Linked DNA regions of Mus musculus: region 1 is linked to region 2. Evidence: chromatin loops called from intact Hi-C (ENCODE). Cell type or tissue: left cerebral cortex. All regions are shown on one strand. Links, peaks and the distances in the headings refer to the core of each region. The heading gives the core; the rest is flanking DNA.

Region 1 (5,092 bases), core at 1,205-3,704, 170 kb before region 2:
AAGGTCCAAGGGTGGAAGAAAGAAGATACAAGTGGCCACCATGGGGCCAGGGCATCATGGGACTTCGCTTTATCTGACCCCAGTAGCTTGCCACACTTTTTTTTTTGTTGGCTTAGTGTTCCTCATGTACAGCCCCTGCCATGCTTCCTTAGCCCCATGCTCTGTGTTAAAATTTTCTTCACTCTTGAGAATTTCCTACCCACGGACAATGACATATGAATGCACCGACTACCTCCGTTCCGCCCTCCGCCTCCCCTTGTGGCCCTACCAGCACAGACCCTGCCCAGCTCCTTAACCTACCATGGGCTCAGGGCATCCACGGGAGCACTGGAAGCCTATCAGTGACCACACCCTCAGTAAAGAGCAACGCTCCCCCACACGGCTATCTGCTCCACATGGTTTCTCTGCATGGATGGGGCTTGGAGATCATCTGCTTCAGCTAGAATCCCACCCAGCCCGATCCATTCAGGTCCTAGCAGCTGCTGTGAGCTCCCGGCAGTCTCTCATCCTTAGCATCTATTTCTTAGAGAGGAAAAAAGAAAAGAAAGAAAAAAGCCAGGCAGTGGTGGCCCATGCCTTTAATCCCAATCCCAGCACTTGGGAGGCAGAGGCAGGCAGATTTCTGAGTTCGAGGCCAGCCTGGTCTACAGAGTAAGTTCCAGGAGAGCCAGGGCTACACAGAGAAACCCTGTCTCAAAAAACAAAAACAAAAAAACAAACAAACAAAAAAAAAAAAAAAAGAAAGAAAGAAAAGAAAAAGAAAAAGGAAAAGGAAAAAAAAAAGAAAGGAAAGGAAGAGAGAATCTTATCCAGTTTCTTATCATGGCCTCCCCTTCCCAGCACCCACAGAACTTGCTCACAAGCAAAGCCTTCCTTCCCCGTGAGCCCCGTGAACGGAAGACTCATCCTAACAAGCCCCCGTAGGAAGCAGCCAGGAGGCTCCTGGCAAATCTTCATTGGCTGGCGGTCATTGCAACTCAAGATTCGGGCCGCTGACCTAAAAGACTTTCAAACAGTATAGTCAGCCAAAGCAATGGTGGGCAGTGGGCGCTGGGGGACATCACAGAACATGGAAAATTCACTCAGAACTTCTATGAAATGGGAGCACTCACCCACTCTCCGGATGGGAAAACCGAGGCTCAGGACTGTTGAGCCACTCGCACAAGAAGAAGTTCTGAGCTTGTGATGGGACTGCTTTGTCTGGTCCGTCTAGTCCTCTGAGCAGCCGCCATCTTTGTCAGAGTATCGCAGTTGGGCCTGTGGGCTGTTGACATTTCCTCAAAGAAGGAGGACTGGGGCGGGTCATGGGACCTTAGACTGAATGTCCAGCCACTCCTCCAGATCATTCCAGTGCAGTTTGTCCCTAATTGTCCTCAGGGTCTCAGAGAGGTGCTATAGTACACAGGTAGGAAAACTAACAGGAATGATCTTCATGCAGCTGGCGTGTGTATGTGGGTTGGGGTAGGGATGGGGTGCTGTGTGGGACACAGACCTCCTGATGCTTTAGGGTCACCCAGAGTCCTTTCTATGACCCTGGACTCAAGATCTGTAAGTAACCTAAGAAACTGGCTCCCTGGGGTGAACTTGGACTGGGCTGTGCTTTGTCACTGGGAACTCAGGAAGTTAATGATGTTCATATCTCTCTAGGCAGGGCTTGTCACACCTATCACGTCACGGCACCCACAGAACCCCTGAGGGTTACGCACAGTGTCTGGGGCAGCAGTCCTGCTGGGGTCCCTTGCATAGTGATCAGCGCCCCAGCATTTGCTGAAGACCTAGAGCTCTTCCTCTTCACACACGGCACGAGAATTTCAGAAACTATACAAAGAGACCCCCGCCCCCCCCCACACACACCCAATCACCAGCCACACACCAACCACGCTGGATGCTTCAGGTGCTTGCCTTTCTGCACGGCTTGCAGCCTGAAGGGCCTTTTATCTTCCAGGGAGCAGGGATAGCCTGCCATCAGGGGAGCAGCCGACAAAGGCCTCTGCCAGTCTCTAGCTGCTACCATGCTCACTGAAGCAGCCGGAGGTGGGGGTGGGGTTGACTCTGCCCCCCTCTTTGCTAGACCGGGCTCAGGTTCCCAGTCCTCGGGGTTGCTTTAATTTACTTCCACACACACCAGCGGTTCCCAGCCACCGCGCGGAGTCACTTAAGGGTGGTTGTCACTCGTCAGGAGTGCGAAGAAATAATGTCAGCTACGTAGTACCCCCCTCCCCCACATCCACAGGAGAGGTGCTCCAAGACCACCAGAGGATGGCTGAAGATGAGGAGACTGCCTGCCATCTCTCTGTATGTGTGGTGACGCCCTGTTCACATCCTGGGCGCTATCCACAACAGCGATAAGAACCGCCAGTTAACATACTATGCTGCGAGAAAAGGAAGTTACCGTGGCCCCTCCGCCATCGAGATGGCTCTCCCTGCACCTAGTGAGGTGCACGTAAATCGAGCAGGTCTTTGACAAACAGCCATACCGTGACCGTGTAGTGAGTAGAACCTGCCTCCGTTGCTATTGCGAGCGACCACGGACAGTCTGGACTCCGCTATCTTCTTTTGTTTTAAGATTTCTTTATTTTTACTTTATGGGTACCCGTGTCTTGCCTCCTTGTGCATGCAGTACCTCGGAAGGCCGAAAGAGGGTGCTGCATCCCTTGGAACGGGAGCTACAGAGGGCTGAAAGCCCACCTCAGTGCTGGGCTTTGAACCTGGGTCTTCTGGGAGAGCAGCCAGGGCTTTTAACCAGTTTTTCCAGCCTCCAAAGGAATGGTTCTGGCTCCAGTAGGATGTCAAGAGGCTTTGCTCATCCTACTCAAATTGTGTACAACAATGTGTATAAGTTATTGTTGATACTTCCTATGTGATACCCTCAGCCCAGTGTTGACTGCAGGTCAGTGGGACTATAGTACAGAGAAGGTTCCTAGAGGGGCACAATGCACTGGGTAGAAACTGGAGTCAGAAAGTTACTTACTTAAAAAGTAAACGAGACCATCTGAGGATACTATTTCCAGTGTGCACAAGCAACTAGGGGTCTTGCCTAGGTCACACACAGCCTGTTATCCCCAGGGAACAGGACCAGGATTCTATCTCAGGGGGACCCTGACTGATCTTACCTACCCCAGCACTGAGGTTCAAAAGTGGCCTTGGCTGCTCCAGGCCACCAAGGAGACATCTTTCTGGATAAGATCTCACGGGCAGCCCAGATGCTTTGCAAAGGTTCCTCGAAATATAGCAGAATACATATCTGAGTTTTTATTGCCCACGCCGTAATAGGAATATAACTTATGACTGCTGGCACGCCAGGCTTCGGCAGCCTCTATAAATCTGGCCCTCTGATCGAATCCACATGCATTTCAGCAGAGCTGGGCCCTCGGAGGGGAGCAGGGAAGGAACTGGGGCCAGAGCTTTTGGGGGGGGGTTAATCATAGTCAGAATATTAACCGCACATCCTGTTGAGTTCCTGTGAATAGATTCAGATGTCCCAGCATGAAGGTCTGATTCTGCACACAGCAGAACAGCAAGTGTCCAGAGCAGGCTCAGAGAGCGTCCTGAATGCTGTCAGCTTCAGTTTCAGACCAAGATTCATTTCCCCTGAGAAAAACAATGTTTCAGCCATTCCCGGGGTGGGGGAGGGGGGGTTTTGAATCACGGTGGAAGGCTTGCGACTCAGGATGAAGGCCAGGAGGAGCAAACCGATGGTTGGTTTCTTACTTCCAAAACAGGCTCACAATTTTCAATGAATGCTTGAAGGATTTTTTCTCTGCCTTATAACTTTGTTCCTTTCTTCCTTCCTTCCTCCTTTTTTTCTTTTTAAAAAGCAACATGCCAGTCTGTGTTTGGCTTTATTGGGTAAAAAGGAGGCCAGACACTAGTGGAGAAGGAAATAGAAACTGCAATTGAAGATTAAGATTTAAAGAGGAAGGCCAGGCACTGGTGGCACACGCCTTTCATCCCAGCACTTGGGAGTCAGAGGCAGGCAGAATTCTGAGTTTGAGGCCAGTCTGGTCTAGAGAGTGAGTTCCAGGACAGCCAGGGCTACACAAGACAGAGAAACCCTGTCTTGAAAAAAACAGAACAAAACAAAACAAAACCACAACAAAAAGATTTAGAGAGGAAAGGCCCAAGTGACTCCCGGGCGTTCCAGGGTCATTCTCCACAAGAATGGATTTGCCCCAGTACCACTGCTGTCCTTCACAGAGCGGAGCTTGCCCTGTGGTGCCTCCTGTAACATGACAGCTCTGAGGGGGACCAAGGATCCCCATTTCCCAGATGTGGAGACAGAGCCTAGTCCCACTCCCTTTCCTTTCCCTCTTTTAAACTCATGACCCTTCTTCTTCAGTCCCTAAGTATCTGGGACTACAGGTGTGCCCTTTCCCAATAGGTGTTCACCCAGGACTGAAGGGCCCAGCGGGCCAGCTCGTCTTTTTAATTATTGTTGGTGCATCTTCTGCCTTGCAAGGAGCTTTGTGGATAGATACTAACTGTCCAACCAACGGCCAAGCAAACACAACCGGAGCTGCACTGGCCTTCTTGAGCCAGATCTGCAGAGTTGACCAGTGAACTGGATCTTTGAGCTCTGATCTCTTTGCAAGGAGGAGGGGACACGGCTTGGGCAGTGGACTGGGTGAAGGTCCGCTTATTTCCACAGGGTTTCCCTGTCGATGAACAGAACAGAATACCCACAGTTTGGTTCACACAAGATGATTCCAGGCATCACTGCCTCTCCCTTCCCCTAGCCCCTCACTCAACTGTGTGAAGGGATCTCTTCTTTCCAAATCTCTCTGTATCTTTCCAGTCAGAGATTGAATCTGTAAGGTTCCCCTACAGGCTCGTGTGTAATACAACCAGTTACCAGCAGGTGGGGCTGTTTGGGGAGCAAGTTGTGGAGACTAGGAGTTAGTGTCTGACTGAAAGAAGTCACGTGGGGGCAGGGAAGCTCTTGCAGTGTACATTATCCCAGGTCCTTTCCTGTCTACTATGATGGTCACATCCCTCCAGCCATGGCGTTTTGTCCCAGCACATTGTGCAAAACAGCAATGAACTCACTGAAGTTTGTGAGCCCAGAAATCTCTGCCCACCTTTCCATAGCTGT
Region 2 (5,092 bases), core at 1,295-3,794:
GGGGGACCAACGGCATGCTCCTCACTGATGTGGAAAATAGCTTCCTGGTTGCTCACATAAGGCAGATGAGCAGGGCGGCCTGGGGCATCTCTATCCTCTACCCTTTCATTCAGTCCTTTCAATAGTGTAATCAGGGAGTGGAGGAGAGTTGAGGCTGGTAGAAATTGGTGTCTCTCTCCAGTCAGGCTGAACCCAGGTGGGCTACTGGCTAGGGCCATGCTCTGCCCTAAAGATCTGTGGTCTGCAGAGTGAGGGGATCCCTCAGAGTACCAAGAGTGACTCCTGGCTTCCTCTCTTTATGGCACATAGGTGTAAAGGGTGTGGGTGCCCATGAGGCGCCAGCTTTAAGATGATCTTCCTATGGTGCTGGGGATACAGTTTGGTTGGAGGGGCAGCTCCTAGCATGCAGGCAGTCCTGTGTTAGCCTCCTGCACTCTTTAAACAGGTGTAATGCATACCTATAAACCAGCATTTGAGAAGAGGAGGCAGGAAGATTGGGAGTTTGAGGTCATCTTTGGCTACAAGGTGAGATTGAGGCAGCCTGGGTTACATGAGACACTACCTCAAAAGGGGGGGAGGGGCTAAAATGTGGTGATTGTGAAACCCACACATACACACTCACACACATGCATACTCACACTCATTCACATGCATGTTCACACTCACATGCACATTCATATTTACATACATACTCACACATGCACACTCACACTCATGCACACTCATACACATGCATGTTCAAAGTCATGCACATTTGGATACACACACATACATGCTTGCACATGCATACTCATGCACAGTCATACACATGCTCACACATTCACAATCACACGAACTCATACACATGCATGTTCACACTCACACATTCACACATACACATGCACACTCACACCCATGCATGTTCACACACCCAGGCACATTCATACACACACATATACATACTCACACATGCATACTCACACCCATGCACACATGTTCTCTGCCCCTAGCAGGACCAAGGTGGGAAGGACTCCTGTGTCTGGCTCCACCCACCATTCTCTGCCTCCTGACCTGGCTTTTCCTCAACTCTCATCTACCTAGAGGATATCTACTTCCCCCAGGGCTGGATCAAAGGCTGCTAACTGGGGAAGCCCTCTTTGATCTCTCTCCCCAGGCAGCTATGGAGTGTCCACTGCTACAGGTTCCCATTCCCCAGGACTCAGCAGAATCCTCAGACCTCCTGACTTGGTAAAACCCAAATGTGGGACCTCAGTGCAAGGGCTCAAGGGCTCCTCTCTATTGTGTGCTTGGAGTTATGATCCCAAGGCAAGAGGCAGATGAAGGATAGGAGTATATGTCTGAGGTCCTGGGGTCCTCACAGCCTCCTTCCACTTACCAGCTGTGGGTCTCAGAATGAGTTCATCAATCGCTCTGACACTCAATACTTAGCTCCAAAAGACAATGCAGAACCTCACAGAATTCACTGTGAGAATCAAATCAGAGTGTGAGTGTGCATGTGTATGAATGTGCATGTGTGTACATGTATGAAGGTGTGTGTTGTGTGAGTGTGTGAATGCGAACGTATGAATATGCATATTGTGAGTATGTGAGTGTACCTGTGTCTATAAATGTGCATGTGAGTGTGAGCATGCATGTGTATGGGTGTGCATGTGTGGGAATGTGTGCATGTGTGAGTATGTACATGTGTATATATGAATGTGCATGTAAGTATGAACATGAGTGTGCAAGTGTGAATGTGCATGAGTATATATGTAAGTTTATGAATGCACATGAGTTTGAACATGCATGGTATGAGTGTGAGTGTGCATATGTGAGCATGTATTGCATATATATAAGTGTACATGTAATGTGAATGTCCATGTGTATAAGTGTGCACATGTGTGAATGTGCATGTGAGTATGTGTGCATACTTACATACTTACACATGGAGTGATGTGTGTAAGTGCTTATTAAACATTATTAATGTGAATTGCTGTTCTGTATCATGAGATACATACTCCCACCCTGGGCTTTGTCATTGTGTAGCCGATACAGCAGCTATGTATGTTTTCCTCCTTGGTTCCCTAAAGGCAGACCATAGATTACATAGTCTTGTGTCCCTCTAAGTTAAATTTATTATCTATCTATTTGTGTGTGTGCACGCATGTGTGTGCACACGCGCACACGGGGACATCCATAGGATTATGCCGCAGCAGGCACATGGAGATCAATGGACAACTTTCAGGAAGGCCAGATGGACAGATGGTCTGTCACAGTTTGGATAGAAGGATGGATGAGTGGGTAGGTGTCCTGAAGGAAGATGACAGACTGGCAGATGGATAAAAGGGTGGATGGTTGGGTGGACAAACTAATGGGTGTGTAGAGGGTGAAGGTGTCAGATAGACAGACAGATGGATGCTTGGTGGCAGATATGCGTGGATTTTTGTGCCGTGCTCAAGTATCAATTCCACATGCCTAGGAGGTGGTTGGTGTAGTAAGTGCTGAGTCCCAAGGAGTGTGGTGGCAGACACCACCCAGAACCTCAGTGAAACTCCCGAGCTGCTATGTGGCTTGAAAGGCCGTCCCAGAGCCCCCACTTCCACTGGTAATGGACAACTGGGTCTCCCGTGATTGGCTGAGAGCATCCTGTCGCCCCCTGCTGGTGGCTATATGAAACAGCATTACCCAATAGTCAACCCACATCCAGGCCTCCCTTCTGGCAGATGGCCCAGAGTGGGGTAATCGACTTTTCTTACTCATGAGCCCTCTCCAAGGCCACCGTGTGACAGCAGAGATGTAGCTGTGGAAAATCAAAACGTTTCAACACCTCCCAGGAAAATCTGAGTTCCTAACCATCAGGCCCTCTCAGAAAGCCCTGACCAGGGGAAGTGGCAGCAGTCGATAGAAAGATACGGGCTCTTGCTTTGAGGCTATCTCTGAATTGTCAAAGCAGTGTCCAGAGTGTTTGTGGAGAGACGGGGTCAAAAAAGGTAAAGAGCTGTGGTTTGGCCAAGCAAGATGTCACTTACCTGTAATCCCAGCATTTGGGAGGTAAAAGCAGGAAGAACGAGAGTACAGGGATAGCCTCAGCTAGAGAGCAAGTTTGAATCTAGCCTGGGCTACATGGAACCCTCTCTAAAAACAAACAAACAAACAAACAAACACCCTGTGGTTTTAAATTGCAGTGCTACCCCACTCATCCTGGAAGCCCTCCCTTCCCTCACCTGTAAGATACTAGAGAATAAATGAGATTATATTCTATAGAGGACGCTCAGCCCAGAGCTGGCCACCTGCAAGCCCACAGCCAATGCTGGTCACACGGATGTATTGTTTACTAAGCCTGCTTCTCTCCCTTCCCATCTCCCACTCAGGCAGAGATGATGGCCCGTAGATTTGATTTCTGCCTTAGAACACAAGCCCCGGGGAGGTATGTCTTATCTCAGCATCTCAGCTATAGCTGGAACACAGCTGGTCTCCTTAGGGGAGTCATAGGAATGAATTTGGGCTCAGTGAAGTCTCAAGGTTTTCTTTGGCCTTAGGGGAACCCACGTATCTATGCATGTTTGATAAAAGTTTGTATACAAGGGAGGGGCAAGCAGCTGGGGCTTCTGCCCTGCTGGTGGCTTCTACATACAGATTCAATCAACCATGAGGGGGAAAGCATGGGGCTGGGGACATGGCTCAGTTGGGTGAAGAATTGACCATGCAAACATGGGGACTTGAACTCAGCAGTGGAAGGGCAGAGGCAGGAGGATGCACGGAGCTCACTGGTCAGCCAGTGTTGCCAAACTAGCTTCCAGTCTTATTGAAAAGACCCTGTCTCAAAACACAACGGGAGTAACTGACAAAGTTACTCAACATTGAACTCTGGCTATAACACACACATGCACACACACACACACACACACAGAGACACACACATACATACATACATACATACACACACACATACATACCAGAGACACACACAGATACATACTCATAACACACACAGACAGACAGACACAGAAAGAGACATACATACATATATACATACATGAACACAAACTCATACATACAAACATCCATACACATAAACACATACATACATACCAACTCATACATACATATACACACATACATGCTAGAGAAACACAAATACATAAACAGACACATACAGGCACACACATACATACCAGACACTAATACATACACACGGACACATACAAACACATACATACCAGACACACACACACACACACAAGCACCCACTGGGTCCATACTGAATGCACATTAAAGTTCTTTTTTGCTATTACTTTTTAAGTACTCCTGAGCACTGAGATTGTATTAGGTGTTCTAGGCCATGTGAGATATGTGGAGACCCATGGGAGGATGTGTGCCCATTCTATACAAACCCCAGACTCCAGCACAGTGATTGAAGCGCCCCAGTTCCAGTGAGGCAGAGAGTGGAGGCGGGGTTATGCACTCCTGGAGGCCACACAGCCCAGCTCTCCAAGAGCTTCCAGCCCTCTCGGGGCCTCCGCACACCCCCTTGAGGTTGCACAGGACCTCTTTCCATTCCGGGCTTGGGGGCGGGGGGAGGGGGGCTCATGCCTGTTTCCACTGTTTTACAGGTGGTAGCCCGGTGGCCTGAAGCTTGACCAGATGGAGTCCTTTCAGCACATGTCCACAGAAGGTGGCATACAGCTTGGCCACCTGTTAGAGATAGAGAAGAGGCCAGCATCAGAGCTCTCTCCGTGAGCTAATCAGACTCAACAGCCCAAGGGGCTAAGAAGGGGTCAGAGTGACTTTGCAGCCGCCAGTCCTTGTCACTAGAGTTCTTTAGCCACACTCTGGGTGAGGAACAAAATGTGAGGAATGGAGACTGCGTCCTGTAAGTCCCCTTTCTTGACCCCAAGCAGCTCACCTTGACCTTGGGATTCCAGCAACCTTTGTCCTTGTCACCTCTGGACTCAGCTAGGTGCCTGGCTTGATTTCCTGCTACAGTGTCTCTGTGGAGGGATCAGAGAGCGTCAAGCCCTTGCGGTTTCATTCTTGAGAAGTCCCAAGAAGCCACGCCCTCCACGCCCCTTCCCAGCCATCCACCCAGCCAGCCCCAAGTGAGCAAGTCCGG

What was found. Peaks named below come from ENCODE experiments on the same cell type or tissue, not always from the same donor. Only the 100,000 strongest peaks of a DNase experiment are listed, where the experiment ranks them.
Region 1: it touches region 2 in a loop (2.6-fold over the local background); 6 of 42 quality-filtered maps call a loop at or near these places.

What each region holds. Positions count from the first base shown.
Region 1 is chr5:113,371,104-113,376,195 of GRCm38, forward strand. No RefSeq gene overlaps it. Among named protein-coding and RNA genes, the nearest start is that of Aym1, 16 kb to the left of the region's middle. In left cerebral cortex, for the core only: a CTCF peak has its summit at 2,632; a DNase peak (open chromatin) is centred at 2,625; H3K4me3 peaks cover 637 bases; H3K27ac peaks cover 283 bases.
Region 2 is chr5:113,545,831-113,550,922 of GRCm38, forward strand. It overlaps Wscd2 (WSC domain containing 2), which reads left to right. Exons shown (of 9, transcript NM_177292.3): 2 at 4,593-5,092. Among named protein-coding and RNA genes, the nearest start is that of Gm52822, 4.2 kb to the left of the region's middle. In left cerebral cortex, for the core only: a CTCF peak has its summit at 2,642 (motif pointing left); DNase peaks (open chromatin) are centred at 2,358 and 2,688.